Regions from separate parts of the Mus musculus genome. Here regions 2 and 3 are each linked to region 1. A link is a loop called in an ENCODE intact Hi-C map of the cell type or tissue named here. Cell type or tissue: left cerebral cortex. All regions are shown on one strand.

The links. Peaks named below come from ENCODE experiments on the same cell type or tissue, not always from the same donor. Only the 100,000 strongest peaks of a DNase experiment are listed, where the experiment ranks them.
Region 2: it touches region 1 in a loop (3-fold over the local background); 3 of 42 quality-filtered maps call a loop at or near these places.
Region 3: it touches region 1 in a loop (3-fold over the local background); 4 of 42 quality-filtered maps call a loop at or near these places.

What each region holds. Positions count from the first base shown.
Region 1 is chr10:119,450,939-119,455,938 of GRCm38, forward strand. Grip1 (glutamate receptor interacting protein 1) reads left to right here and starts at 3,096. Exons shown (of 23, transcript NM_001277292.1): 1 at 3,096-3,484. The coding sequence starts at 3,427. In left cerebral cortex, a CTCF peak has its summit at 2,973 (motif pointing left); DNase peaks (open chromatin) are centred at 2,569, 2,901, 3,372, 3,895 and 3 more places; H3K4me3 peaks cover 2,694 bases; H3K27ac peaks cover 640 bases.
Region 2 is chr10:119,242,239-119,247,238 of GRCm38, forward strand. No RefSeq gene overlaps it. Among named protein-coding and RNA genes, the nearest start is that of Cand1, 4.7 kb to the left of the region's middle. In left cerebral cortex, a CTCF peak has its summit at 1,957 (motif pointing right); a DNase peak (open chromatin) is centred at 2,005.
Region 3 is chr10:119,638,140-119,643,139 of GRCm38, forward strand. The region is part of intron 1 of Grip1 (glutamate receptor interacting protein 1); the gene reads left to right. Gm40780 (a long non-coding RNA gene) reads left to right here. Exons shown (of 2, transcript XR_872111.2): 2 at 1-5,000. Among named protein-coding and RNA genes, the nearest start is that of Gm40780, 11 kb to the left of the region's middle. In left cerebral cortex, a CTCF peak has its summit at 2,596; a DNase peak (open chromatin) is centred at 2,587.

The DNA of each region.
Region 1 (5,000 bases):
CTTATTTATTTGTTTATTTTTTGGCTTAATTTAATTACAGCTTTTCTCCCTTCCCTTCCCCCCTCCAAACTCATATATCCCCCCTTCCCCACTGTGGTGGTCTGAATATGCTTGGCCCAGAGAGTGACACTATTAGGAGGTGTGGCCTTGTTGGAGGAAGTATGTCACTGTCGGGGTGTTCTTTGAGACCCTCTTCCGAGCTGCCTGGAAGACAGTCTTCTCCTGTTTGTCTTCCTGCCTAGATGATGATGGACTGAACCTCAGAACCATTAAGCCATCCTCAATTAAATGTTGTCCTTTAAAGAGTTGCCTTGGTCATGGTGTCTCTTCATAGCAATGGAAACCCCAAGACACCCACTCCTTTTCAAATTCATGGCCCCCCTTTTGATTAACTGTTACTGCCCATTCTTTAAAGGACATTAATTTTCAAATTTACTAAAGAAAAAAAAAATGAATGTGCTTAGCTGCTTGAGATCTAGTTTTTTGTTTTAAAAATAAAGCTCGAGATAATGTTACAATCTCTTGGAATAGACTTTCAGATGCATTGTTTTGAATATAAGGCTACATCAGACTCAATTCAAATTACCTAGTAGTATTTTTCTAATATTTTTCTGTCAAGTGATCGCAATAATACAATGAGAAGGCTTCATGAAGAGAATACCAGGGGTAGCCCACTGAGGGCAAATGCTATCACCCTTGAGTATCAGTGAGTTTATTTCCTTTGTAGCTAGAGATACAAAGAGAAAAGCTACATTTGTAGCTAGAGATACAAAAAGAAAAGCTACTATCCGGGACACAGCTAGGGACTTAGTTGCTGATGGCCATATACGATATGGTGATGCAAGATGTTCGCTATCAGTGAACACATATTTGAGACAAATAACACGAGGTGGGGCAAGTTATGACTTAGAGAGTTTGTTCTTTGCAGCTGTATTAGTCACAAGATAATATCTGACCCTAGTATCTAAGATGTGCTAATTTGAATTACTACCAAAATAAAATAAATAAAAAATCTTCCAGTATCCCTAGCTTTTATCCAAGAGTCCAACACATAGTAGGGATTTTGTCAGAGTTAAAAATATAATCAGTAGGTACAAGTTAGAACTCTGGCATCACTAGGCTGTCACTTTGGTGGGGCAATCATACCGTTGATTGCAGTAAAACCTCATGAGTAAGGGCCAGTTCATATCAGAGGTTTATTAGTCAGGCCCCCCAGAATAACACCTGTTAGAATAATCATCCGCATCGTAGATATTACATCAAATGCTCCAGCGGTTTTTGTGTTGCTGGAAGCTGAGTGTATGCCTGTACTTGTAGCCAGCCTGGCTATTGCTGGATGCCCTTTAATCTTTCCGGAAAATCAAGGCACATTCTTGAAACAAACTTAGGGCAAGACCAAAGTTATGCCATCTGTTTTTCTGGATTTTACAAAGAGTCTGAAAGGAGCCTGCTCAGATGGGACTGGGGTGGGGGTGGGGGGCCAAGGCGGGGACAATAAAGAGTTTTTCTGTATAGTTTTGGCTGTCCTGGAACTCGCTCTGAAGACCAGGCTGGCTTCGAACTCTGAGACATACTTGCCTCTGCCTCCCAAGTGCTGGAATTAAAGGCATGCACCACCAAGCCACCACTGCCCAGCGCAGATGGGATTTCTAAGAACCCCTGGGATGTTGTGACTCAGTTTCTACTTAGCTCTTCAGCTCCCAGGTGCTGTGTAGCTCTGCTCTTGAATCCTTTCCTTTCTTTCCTTAGGAGAGACAGCCACTGGTTTTTGGCAGCAGGGCAGCTCTGCAGTGACAACCAAGCACTCGCACAAGGGGCAACGGCAGGTGCCAACATCCCTGCTTGATCAGACAGTTTATGAGATGGCAGGAGAAGACAGACCTTATCTTCAGGTGCTGTGTGATTATGCTATTGCTCTGGCAGTGAGAGAGCAGAAGGCTGGCAAGAGCTGATGTCCCCATTGAGGGAGAGGAACCACAGTTCCTTCAGAGGCCAAAAGAAACCGCAGAGGCGAAACCCCCAAACCACACTCCAGTAGATACAGCCTCTGGGGCTCCAAACTCTTCAGAACCCGTCAGATGGGAGGGAAAGGCATGGCTATTTTCCAGCCAGAGGCCCAGGCTTGAAGAAATGAATGGCATCTCCATGCAAGACAGACAGCTGCCAAAAGTCCCTCTCCTAGTAGCACTGAGGTCTCAAGGAAGAGCCCACATGCCTGGGCAGAACCTTCCAGGCTCTGGTACAAAGGCTTCTGTCCCCCCTCCCCCTCCCCACCTTTATTCATTTTCCACTGATTTTTTTTTTCTTTCTGTGAGCCTATGACAAGAGGAAGAAACTAATCATAAAACCTGATCATAAAATTCCTTCCTACACTTGAAGACAGCTATTAAATATTCACTCAGCTGAGGTCTGCTTGCATCCTTTAAAACAAAAGGGGCTCCTGGCTCCCACCGTCCCCACCCCTGGGACCAGCGCCGACCATCCCGAAAGTTGCCACTGCCCCTGTGTTGAGGGCGAAGTTAGCGAATCCGGAGCTGCGAGTCTCAACTTGGGGGAGGGGGCGACGGGCAGGGCTGGGGAGGGGAGTGAGCGGCGAGAAGGAGGGACTAGAGGGAAGGACACTGCCCCCTGCTTCATCGAGGTCATCGCCAAAGCCGCCTAAGCGGCCGGTCGGGCTCGGGGCGGGAGGCCCGGGAGGGGCGGGCGAGGGCTCCGCAGCGGCGGCGGGGTGCCAGGCTCCGTACCTGGCGGGCCGGGCGCGCCTCGCAGGCCGGCGATCCGGGCGCCGAGGGTGTGAGCGCGCGCGCCCCTCCGTGCCCGCCCAGCCTCGCGCGCGTCTCGGGGGGAGAGGCTCTGGCGACAGGCGCCCCGGGAGCCCGCAGCTCGGTCCCGCCCGCCCCGAGGAGCTTTGTGCGGCCGCGGCGGCTCCGAGTCCCACCTGCTGGCGGCGGAGGGACGAGGAAGGAGAAGGCGAGGACGACGAAGAGGAGGAGGAGGTGGAGGAGGAGGAGCGGAGCGAGGCGGCGCCAGCCCTGAGCTCCCGCCGGCGCCCACCTCCGGGGGCTCGGCGGTCCTACACCGGCCTGCTCCGGTCCCCCGGCCTCGCGGCCACACCGCGCCACCGCGGCTGCAGAACCCCCCCCCCCCCCCAGCTCTGCCCGGTTACCGCGCGGCCCGACCGCCACAGCCACCGCCACCGCCACCCCCGGGGAGCTCGGGAGACTTGGAGGCGAGCAGCGGGGCGCGCGGCGTCGCCTCAATGTATCGGGGAGTCGCCTCGGCGCCCCAGCCCCGCTGAGCAGCCTCGGGCGTGTTGCTACCGGCCGGAGGGCGTGAGCCAGGAGGCGCGGCGAGCCCCAGAGCCGGCGACCAGCGAGTGAGCGAGCCAGCGAGTACGCCCCGGAGCAAGCTCAGGGAGCAGACACCATGCCGGGCTGGAAGAAGAACATCCCCATCTGCTTACAAGCGGAGGAGCAGGAGAGAGGTGAGCCTGGCGGTCGAGCCTGGGGGGCCGGGCCGGGCGCCCTCGGTGCCTCCCTGTCCCCCAGCTCCCCGAGACCTGTCCTCCGGCCGGCAAGGGAGGGGCGCCGTGCCCTCCGGGGACCGCGCTCCAGGCCAGGTGGCACCTTGCGAAATCCGAGAGGGGGTTTGGGGATCTGGAGGGGGGAAAAGCCGAGGGGGCAAGGGAACAGTGCTGCGGCAAGCAACTTTTCGCCCGGGGAAAGATTCTGTTTTTTCTTACCGAGGACCTAGAGGGAACTCCAGCTTCTCCTGGGCCCGCTGCGCACGTGGAGCCCCGGCTCCTCTCTGTGCGGTGGGCTCTCCTGGTGCTGGGGGTGGGGGAGAATCTTGCAATGCTTTAAGTGACTTTTCAAACTTTCCTCCTCCTGCCGCGGCCGCCTTGACGATGTCCCCGCCTCTGGCTGGGCTACGATGGTGCTGCCAAACCCAAAGTTGCAGGAGATTCTTAAAGGGGGAGTAGAAGGGGGAAGAGTGTGGGGGGCGGGTAGGGGGCGCTGCCTTGGGTCGCTGGAAGGGGGGAGGGGAGAGAGGACTGACTGTCCCCTGGCTGGTAGTGACTGCCTAAAAGATGAGTTATGCCCAGCGCAGTCCCGGCTTTCTAGTTAATACCGCAGGACTGCGGACTTTTCATAATTACTGTCTGTTTTCTTCGGAAGACACGGCTCTCCGTGCCAGGTGGCTCTGCAGCCCCTTTGTGCTTCAGCCTGCCAAGTGTGCTGGGCACGTTGTTTTGAAGTGACTCGCGGAGAGGAAAAGTTGAAGGCCTTTTGCACTCTAAACGCTTGGTTCTGTTGTCATCTTACGGTGTTTGGGTTGTGCAGTGGTTGGCCGTAACCTGGATATCATGTACGGAGTACACCAAAATTTCCTACCAAGGCCCCATGGGGCTGTGGGGTGCGCAGCATCCAGAGGGATTCCCTGGCTGTCAAGGTCCACCAGGGTTTATATACTCCTGCTGCTTCAACTACAGCCTGCTTTGGCTTGTTCAAGGAACCTGCTTGAGAATTGAATGGCTTTCAGGCTGCAGGGTCTTCATGACTAACAGTTGGTGCTGGAGGTTAAATGGTGCTTCGTGGGTAGGCTGTGATGGAAGCAGGAAGCCAATCTGGTGTGTAGAAGGGACAGCGCTATTTCCCCCCTGCCCCCCCCACCCCAAAAGAATTTGATTCTGCAGCGTGGGGGAGCTGGTATGGACGGTGGCTGGTGTTACTCGTCATGCTAAAAGTTTCAGGTTTTGGAAAAAAATGCTTACAGCCAAGAAACCAATGTACAGTTTCCAGTTTTTCTCTAGGTGGCACAGCGCGTCTTTGGTTGATAGCCTTTTTAATGACTCAGGGAATCTGTCCCTTTTAAAACCACTTCCTTATTAGAGTTGTGCATTCATTTGCAGTACACTTCTGGCGTGTGACCATGGATTTACCCCCCCCCCCCCGCCCCGCGCCCAGTGGTATCCCTGCTACAGAAATGCTTCAATGCCT
Region 2 (5,000 bases), 210 kb before region 1:
GCCCACCCAGCATGGGCGACAGCTCATGAAAGCTGGGGAACCTGGAGCACACTGCACAGCTGCAGGCAGCTCAGTCAGATGGAGAGTGTTCTTTGCAAGTGACTCTGCTCCAACCTCTTCCTGGCACCCTGCTAGTTTCTTCCAGGTAGTCATCTTTTTGCAGCCTTCCACTTCTCGGCATCTTCTTTGCAGCTCATCTTCCTTCTTTGTTTGGGGGGGGAGGGGGGTGCGGGCACTTTCTGCTTTTGTTGCTTACTCTGGTAGGGAAGGGGGTGGGCTAGTGAATCTGTTCAGTTTCAGGAACTTCCTGAAGGTATTTTGAGTTGTTCACATTCCTGTTTAACAAGCTTCCTACAGGACTGAACGTTTTAATCTCGGAGGAAGCTGTTACACAATTTGGAGTTCATAGATTCAGCTAGATTGGACGCTAGTAAACGCCAGGAATCCTCCTGTCTCTGTTTCCCCAGGACTGGATTACAGTCCAAGACCAGCCCAAGATGTAAGAATTTTATGTGAATTTTAATACAAGATGGAGATGAGTGTTCAAGTTTAATGAGCATGTCCTGTTCCTTGTGCTGTCACCACTGTCTCCTGTGTCCTTGTCACAGTGTAGGTGCTCCATGTTATTTTGTTTTGGTTTTGGTTTTTTGGTTTGTTTTTTTTTGGGGGGGGGGGTTGGTTTTTTTTTTTTTTGTTTTTTTTGTTTTTTTGTTTTTTTGTTTTTTTGAGACAGGGTTTCTCTGTATAGCCCTGGCTGTCCTGGAACTTACTTTGTAGACCAGGTTGGCGCCCCAAACTCAGAAATCTGCCTGCCTCTGCCTCCCAAGTGCTGGGATTAAAGGCGTGTGCCATCTCTGCCTGGTTAGCACTCCAGATTGTTAATGCTGGAAAATGTCCCAATATCTTCAACTGCATTTTCCTCAAAGTCCCATTTGAGCCTTCTGTTCTGATCTCTGCCTAGTAGTAAAATTCTGAGTTTAGCTTAATCTAGACTGACTTCCTATTGCAGCCAAATCTACTTTGGCAAAGGGATTAATTTTTTTCCTTACTGTTCAGTTGAAGAGGTATTCCATATTTGTAACAGTTGCATTCACTTTCCATCTTGAGACAAAATGTGTGAGATAAACAATTTAAAAGAAAAAAAGTGCCAGGCAGTGATGGTGCACGCCTTTAATCCCAGCACTTGGGAGGCAGAGGCAGGCGGATTTCTGAGTTCGAGGCCAGCCTGGTCTACAGAGTGAGTTCCAGGACAGCCAGGGCTACACAGAGAAACCCTGTCTGGAAAAACAAAACAAACAAACAAAAAAATTATTTTGACTCATGATTCCATAGGTAGAGGAAAGGGTGAGTGCTGTCTTCGAGGACATCCCAAGGGATATAACCTATAAGCTTTGTTATCCTGCGGTTGTTTCACCTTCCAAGAGCATTAGTCACCAACCTTCACTGACTCTGTAGTCAAGACAGGCCTGAAGCTGTGATGAACGTGAGATCCTGATTAAAGAGATGAGTTCACTCGCATCCCCTCTCTGTCTCACGTCTTCTCGCTGGCCTTCCACCATTTTATGATAGAAAGCCCTCCCACCTGCTGAGGCCACAGTTTAGGAATCCCTGCCTCCGGAACCACAAGACTTCTATTGCTTGTAACTTGCCCAGTCTGTAGTATCCTGTTATAGGCCCCCCAAACCAACCAAGGTTCTGGTTTAGACCAGTGGTTCATACAACCATTTCCTTCTGCTTCTAGATCCTGTAGGGCTGGGAGTCGACTGCAAAAGGAGAGACGAAAAATTCTTTGGTCATGGCACAACTTTATCCCCGCTGTTCATGCTGTCACTGGCAAACACCCAACACCACGACCCTTGTGAAACGCCAGGCTGCGCGCTGTTTACCATTGTGGCTGTGCACTGTTTAACGTTGTCTCGGAGATCACCCCACTGCCCGTTCCCCCGTGATGAACTCTGTCTGAAAACATCTATAGGCCTGCAGGTGGCAACAGCACTCCTAAATGGGAAACTTCAGATCATCGAAGCCGGATGTACTTAGAAGGATGCGTCCATGTCTCCCACTGGGAATCCATGAGTCTTCACTGCACCGAATAGAAGGGATGCAGAGCCCTGCCTAGTCAGCCTCGCCCCACCCCGCCATGTCTCTGTATTTCTCTTCTGGAAGAATAAGGAAGCGGTCGCGCCCACCAACACAAACACACTCTTTGTTATTTGATTTTTCCTAGCTCCATTTTCAACCACAATGTCATCCCCCTGCTACCCCGCCCACCCTTAGTGACTTCTGGATTGACCAGAAATCTCTCTGGAACCTTCCTTTCATGGAGAGCTTTTCATTTCCTCCTTGGTCTGTAGTTGACATCATTATTGTTTATGTAGTGAATAGGAAAAGAGAGACCCAGCCCTTCCAGCCCATCAGCTGTTCTTCCATTTCCTGGAACATCCACTCTCCCTGTGAAAGCCCCAAGGATAGGGGGCACTGGTGGGAGGGAACACTGCCTGACTATAGACTGGTGTTAAAAATATGAAGATACATGTAGCATGGTGGCCCACACCTTTAATCCCAGCGTTTAGGAGGCAGAGGCAGGCAGATCTCTGTGAGTTCAAGGCCAGCCTGGTCTACAAAGAGAATCCAGGACAGCTAAGGAGATCTGTCTCCAAAAACTTGCATATATATGCATGTGTGTATAAAATATATTATATAAAAATATTTGTTATATATAACTAAATAAATTTGTTATATAAATTATATATAATATACATGAATAAATATTTATATGTGTATAAATATATTTGTTATATAAATAATATTTGTTATATATTACTAAATAAATGTGTTATATAAATTATATGTATGTATATATGTATGTATATATGTGTGTATATATGTATGTATGTATATGTGTGTGTGTATATACTAAGATACATATACTAAGTTACATTACCTGTAATATTTTCAACCCTGGGACTTTTAAGGGGACTGAAATTCCCTCATTTTACACTTGTGTGGAGGAAGTGTGGACTGTGAACGTATAATAATGTTGGTATTTGATACCAATGATTTTAAGAAAGGTACTAGGACCGGGCAGTGGTGGCACACGCCTTTAGTCCCAGTATTTGGGAGGCAGAGGTAGGCGGATTTCTGAGTTCAAGGCCAGCCTGGTCTACAGAGTGAGTTCCAGGACAGCCAGGGCTACACAGAGAAACCCAGCCTTGAAAAAAAGAGAGAGAGAGAGAGAGAGAAGGAAGGAAGGAAGGAAGGAAGGAAGGAAAGGAAAGGAAAGGAAAGGAAAGGAAAGGAAAGGAAAGGAAAGGAAAGGAAAGGAAAGGAAAGGAAAGGAAAGAAGAGAAAAGAAAGGAAGGTACTAGGGCTGGATTAATCTACCTACTATCTGACTCCTAAATGATTTCCTTGGCTTATCTTCCCAACCAGCTCTCTGACTGTTCGCCATCTAGAGACCAGGCAGGTAAGATAAAATGAAGTCTAATCGAAGCCCACAGGTTTTTCACTAAAGCGACCCTAATATGTCAGGAGACAATGAAAAGAGTCCATTTGTGGGCTTGCCACCCTTCTGCCCTTGGGTTTCATTTCCCAAACTGTAACCTGCAGTGAGCACGTTTCATAAAACGTTAATAAAACATTGTTCTCTTGTCCTGAATTCATTCCCCAGTCCCATAAAAAACAACACGGAAACCGCATTTCTATCTGCAGTCTATGCTGTTGGCGGTGGCAAAGGCTGGCAAGATGGCTCAGTGGGTAAAGGAGTTGGGCGGTGAGTTCCCTCCAGATGACACACATAGTGGAAGGTGGAAGCACACTTACAAGTTGTCCTCTGACTTTCATGTGCATGTGACTCTCACAAGTGCCTCTCCCCCACATTATTATTTTTTACTAAAAAACTTAGAAAACTTTTATTTATGGGATGTTTCACAACATTTAATATACAAACGTGTATCCTGAATCCCAGAGAGAAACAAGGAATACCCAGTGCCAGATGCTGGACATATTTGAGCACAGTTTAAAGCTGTAGCTATTTATCATCTCAAGGAATAAGAACACACCATGTCATTCAGTTTTGAAACCATTGTTCTCTTGATATTTTTCTCTAAATTGAATGCTGAATTCTGATGGGTAGGAGATCCTTGGAAGAAAATTAATCCAAAATATATTTTTAAACATAATCTTCTACCAAGTAAATTTGGTTGTCATGATTTCCTACATTTGTTGTGAATTGAGTTAAAGAAAAGAGAGCTCTATTTATTAAAGTAGTTATTAATTTCCTAGATAAGAGGATGTCTCTCTGATTGCCAAAGCAGATGGGTTAAGAGAGGAAGAAAAGGGCAATTTTGATTTGTGTTCGGGAGCAGACAGCTTCACACTCAAATAGACACAAGTGCTTCCTGTTATGGATCATTCACCAATAGTGAATTCACCCTAGATGTCAAAAGAAGCAAAGGTATTTAAGACTAGCGGTCAAGATTTATTTCAAACGGATGGGAAACAACCCAACAGCTAGTTTTTCCTATGATCTATTCTCTACCAAACAACTGCTAGAAGCTCTTGGTTAATTTCTAGTGGTCCTCTAAATCAAATGTAATTGCTATTCTCTGAAGGAATTATTCTCGAGGATGTGGAAATATATTTGCGGCATATTAGTGGAAACTACAGAGGTTATTTATGTCCTTAAGGGGCTCCCTCAAATACCTATCATTCCAACGTTGTGTGTGACTTTTATGTCAGGATTAGCGATAAAGGAAACGGCATACATTCCTGTTATGAATTACTAAGAGAGTTCTTCTAGGATGCTTAGGGCAAATACAATTAAGACTGTACACATGTCCGGCTTGTCATTGCTTTGGACACAAGGACACAGAAGATCTGCTAGAATCCAGCACATGTGAGGGTTTTCTTCAACCATAGATACTGTGTGGATGATGCCCCATCCTGTTGTTTAAAAATATATTCTTCTGCCTGGAGAAGTGGCTCAGTGGTTAAGAGCA
Region 3 (5,000 bases), 190 kb after region 1:
CCGGTGGATTTTTCACTGGCGAAGTCAGCTGTGCCCTCAGTAAGGATGATATAAATCACCATGCCATTATCAACAACGTCTCCCAGCCATAAAACTAGAGGAAATACATGAGCATCATAAAAAGCCTGTGATCAAGGGACTTTACATTCGTGACAGTGTTCTGAAGGCAAACACAAGCTTTTAAAAAAGAGATTGTGAACTGTTTTGCCAAGAATCATAGAACCCAGAGACTTAATCTGGCAGAATCATTGATAGGGTAAATGACATTATAATGACGAGACATCATTATCGACTACACGATAATGCTGGAGCAAAGGCATTCTCTGTGGGAGCAATATTTATTAGAGAAAAACATCCCAAATTCAGAATACACATGATGACAGCGACTACCATAATTATGCATCTCTCTCTCTCTCTCTTTCTCTCCACATACACACTGCATATATATGTAACTGGTTGGTGTCTGGATTTCTTGTATTAGAAGATGCAATGCTATGACTTCCTGGAATGTCTAAGTTTAAACTCAAGCGGAAGAAACATAAACCAATACTGGCTGGTTAAGCAGAAAACTCGTTCATTGAGAAAGGATTCTGGGCCTATTTCTGAATTGTGAAGGGTCCTGGAAACTGTTTCCTCAAGACCCTTGAGACTAGGTTTGAAGTAGCAAGCGTTCTTCTGCCCTGATACAGGATCTGCCCTTGAGTAGAAACTGTTCTCCTAGCTGTTCCTGGCCCTTTGAAGCCTCTGCCCACACCAGTGCCAGCAAGATGGACTCCTCCCACAGCTTGTCCTGTCAGATGTTCATTTCCAAACCAGAGAGTCAATCACCTGTGGCTGCCTGGGAAAACCTACCCCAGGCGCCTGTTTTCCAATTGCAAAGGAGTTTGGAAGGTGGGGTTTTCCGAATTCTGCTCTGATTGATCTTGCGCTAGAAGGCTGTTATCTTTCTAGATGGGATTAAAATAACTTGAAAGGATCTGGGTGGCTTAAAACCACGACAGGTATGCATGAAGTGATTGAGAGAAAACTAGTCTCTTGGCATAATATGTTCTTGACCCGAACGATAATGGTGGCAGTAGCTTTGCTGGTGACATCACCAACCTGAACTAAATGTTTGTTTTGTGCTAGCATATGTTATAGTTTTTATTCTTAAAATACTTTTAACAATCATATAAGGCAAATAATGTGATTATCTTACTTACTAATGAAAAAACTGAAGCCCAAACTGTCCACACAGCCATCAAGGGGGCAGTGCAGGAATTCAGACTAAGGTGGTCTCACACAGGGTCTCCTTAACTGTTGATAGAGGCTTTCCTACATTTCCTGGTGTCTGCTTCCACACTCTGTCTCTGTGGGTATCAGACATGCCTGGCTCTCATGTGTTCAGGAAGAGAAAGGAAAGATAACCGTGGAGAAAATTGTCACAGCATCGACTAGGTCTGTTTGTTTGGGAAAAGAAACAGAAGCGAATAAGAAAACTACCACAGCGCCTCGTCCTTCGGAGGTGCATGCTGTAGGTCCCATGCTGAAGCAAAAGCCACCCACGTCTGGCTAGTAGCAGCTTCCCAACCTGTTGTCTTGTGTAGTCTTACCTCAGTGCTGAGACGATGGCCATTGAGAGGTCCATTTTCCACATAAAAAGAGCCTCAGAAGGGTGATGTTTATAGTCAAGACCACACAGCCTGTAAACAGTAAATGTGCAGCATTGCGAGCAAATCCCGTATTCTCACGCACTCCTGTTAAGGTGCTCAGCAAAGCACAGCAGTTCAGCCTCATGGGACAAGACCCCAGGGCAACAGGTCTGCAAGCATGGATACTCTGCAGCCTTTGGGACATGGCTGACTCCTTCTGAAGTGTGGTCTGCAAAGATGGTGCCCGTGTGGATTCTGGCCCTATTTCTGAATTGTGTTGTGTTGTCGGCCATGCATCCAAGAGTCTCTTTTACCCAGGAATACAGGTTGCCTTTAGCCTATTGGAACTTCATCTCCATCTCTTTAGTTTTCGTATCCATGGCTACGTTTAGCCAACCTCATAAGAGCTATACTTTCTACACGGAGACTAGATGCATTGGGCAAAACTCAGAATAGCCACTTAAAAACATAGAACTAAATACAATTCATGTCAGCTCACATTTTAAACACTTATAGTATATCAAGCTAAATATTCTGTAGTAAGGGCATCTTTCCCCTCAAAGAGATTTAAAAAAATGTTTAAGGGAGGGAGGTCTGTCTGTGCATGACTTTGTCAAATATTTCTTCAACTTTTTCTTTTCCCTACCCTTGATTTGCAGCCTGAGATGAAATCAAATGAACAGGTTTGCCTGTGTCCATCAATCCCTGTATGATTTCTTTAAAAAAATGCCCTTTTCCACCCTTCATTTGGGAATTTGGCAAATACGTGCATATTTGTTCTAATTCTCCCCTGGAATGTTTAGTTCGGCTTTACGCTTATCAGGTTTGCTCTCCAGCAGGAGAGAGTGAAGATTCCTCGAAAGCTCTGGGCCCCAAATCAGAGGATCTCGCCCCAAGGGGGACATTTGGTCTGGAGAGATGATCATGCGGGTTCTGCTGGCATCTAGTGGGTGGAAGTCACAAATGTTGCTGTCCTTTCTGCAGTGCACTGTGTGGTCTTCACCCACAAAGGAACTGTAGCTGGCACACGTGGACCGGTGGAGAGCGATACTTTGCCAGTGTCTCTGGATGCTCTCTTGTGAAGCATGTCTGTGATTAGACACATTTGCAGAATCCGAATTTGGTGCAACTAGAAAATGGCACTCTTCACTCTTTGTTTACAAGCCCTGCCAGCCAAAACTTGAGAGTTTAAAGCTGTAGCTCCAGAAAACCCTGCACATAATCACCTTCTTTATGACCCCACGTTGTATCGGTACAAATGCTCATCTGTATTTTATCCATGTGTAAGCATCTCCAGTGAAAGACACCTGCCACTCTGGATTCTGCCCTACCCCTTTTTCTTTGTCGTCTTTCTGCCCAGAAGTGCTGCTTGCTTGTACGGTCAGAGGTTGATGAAATTCAAGCGGTATTGACTAGCTCCTAAGTACAGGTCATTAGGCCAGGCCGCCAGGGAATATAATATGGAAAACAAATGCCCCTTGCTAAGCAACCGCGATCTAGTTAGAGGAGGAAAGAGATGCACGCAATGATCTGCATGCAGTGTGCCGTTAGAAGAGACTTCCGCAAGGCACAGGGTTTTGATGGTGTGCCTGGAGCAGAGCCCGCCTCCAGCTGTGCATTGAACCTCACATTATTAAGCCAGACCTCAGGGTCCTATGGTCACTGTTAGACAAGTGGGTCAGCTTCTGGGTGCTGTGCCTATGGAGAGCTCTGTAAGTAACAAGTTGTACGTGATAGCTCCCCCTGTGTTCCTCATTCTGAAAGTCCTGGAGACACTAAAGCACCTTGTGTGTGGGTGGCTTCAGTGACATGCAAGACATCACTTAGTCTTGCTCTTAACTCCATAACTCTGTTTTAAATGGGACCTGAGATTTTGAGTTCTTTGACACAAGTGTGTGGATTTCTGGTGGATTTCATTTTAACTAAACCGTCCTACCCCAAAAAAGGACCACCCCTTTTTAAAACAGCACTGTCTATCTCCTAAGTGCTTGGCTTAGTAATTTCATCTCTGTGTATGTTATATAGATCTGCATAAAATGTAAATGATAAAGTAGCATTGCGTTTGCAGTAGTCAGCTTAAGAAACAGACATCAGGAATTCATGTGAAAGCCCCCCATGTGTCCCTTCTCTTCCCTTTGCATGGTCCTCCCTTGACTAGAGACGGCATCTTAAGGGTCAAATTTCATGAGTGATGCTAAGTCAAGATTTCCAGCTTCCCTGGTATTAAATGATTTCAGCCAAGAGTTGCCAGTTTGGGTTGAAGGAGGACAAATTTTAACCTCTTATTCATTTACTTTTTTCCCAGTATGAAATGATTACCATTCTATTTAAAAATAATTTGGGGTAGATGTTTCTCTTATTTCTTATAGATTTGAAAATAAACATTTGCAGGCTGTTCTGCGTATTTCACTCTTGTCCAAATGCTGGCGGAAAAAGCAACCAAGTTGGACAGACTCCTGAAAGCCCAGGCCCGGGAGTGGTCCAGAGAGCCTTGACAAATGGACATTCAGTCCCTTGTTCTCCTGCTGCTTTGCACAGACCCCTCAGAACAAGTCATGCAATCTATTTAAGTGTCCTTCCTCGACAAAAAGGAGAATCCAGTATTTTTTTTCTAAAAGGATTTAATTTAGAGACACAGGAAAGATGGGGCGGAGGAAATAATAAGTAGGAAATTTGCTGGTGGTGGATGAACATCCAGGAACGCAGAAGGGCGATTGGAAGACGTGGAATACTTTGCTTTCTGTGGGACCTGGGCAGTTGGCTCTGCAGTTAAAAGACGCCCATGCAGCTGTCAAGAGGGACCTGCTCTTGCGGAAGACTCGAGTGTAGCTCCCAGTTACCGACATTTGGGCATCTTGCAAATACCTGTACGCCAGCTCCAAGGCACCCAATCCTTCTGGCCTCTGCAGGGCTCCTATATTCATGTGTACAACCCATCCCAGACTCACACAGTGTACATCATCAAAACTAAAATAGATCACTTCTAAATACTTGCTCTTTTAGAGAAAAAGACGATTGTCCCACTTTCAGATTACAAGAAGGAGAAGGAGGAGCCAATGATGCACGGATGGATGGATGGTTGGCTAGATGGGTGAGTGAGTGGCGATGATGGATGGATGGATGGATAGATTGTTGGATGAATGGGTGGATCAATGGATGGGTAGATGGTTGGGCAGGTGGATGGGATGTGTGGATAGGTGGATGGATGGATGAATATGTGGATAGATGGATGGATGATGGATGGATGATGAATAGATGATGGATAGATGGATAGATCAGTTGGTGAATAGGTGAGAGGGTAGACGAATGAATAGGTAGTTGGATGGATGGATGAGCAGATGGGATGGGTGGATGGATGGATGGATGGGT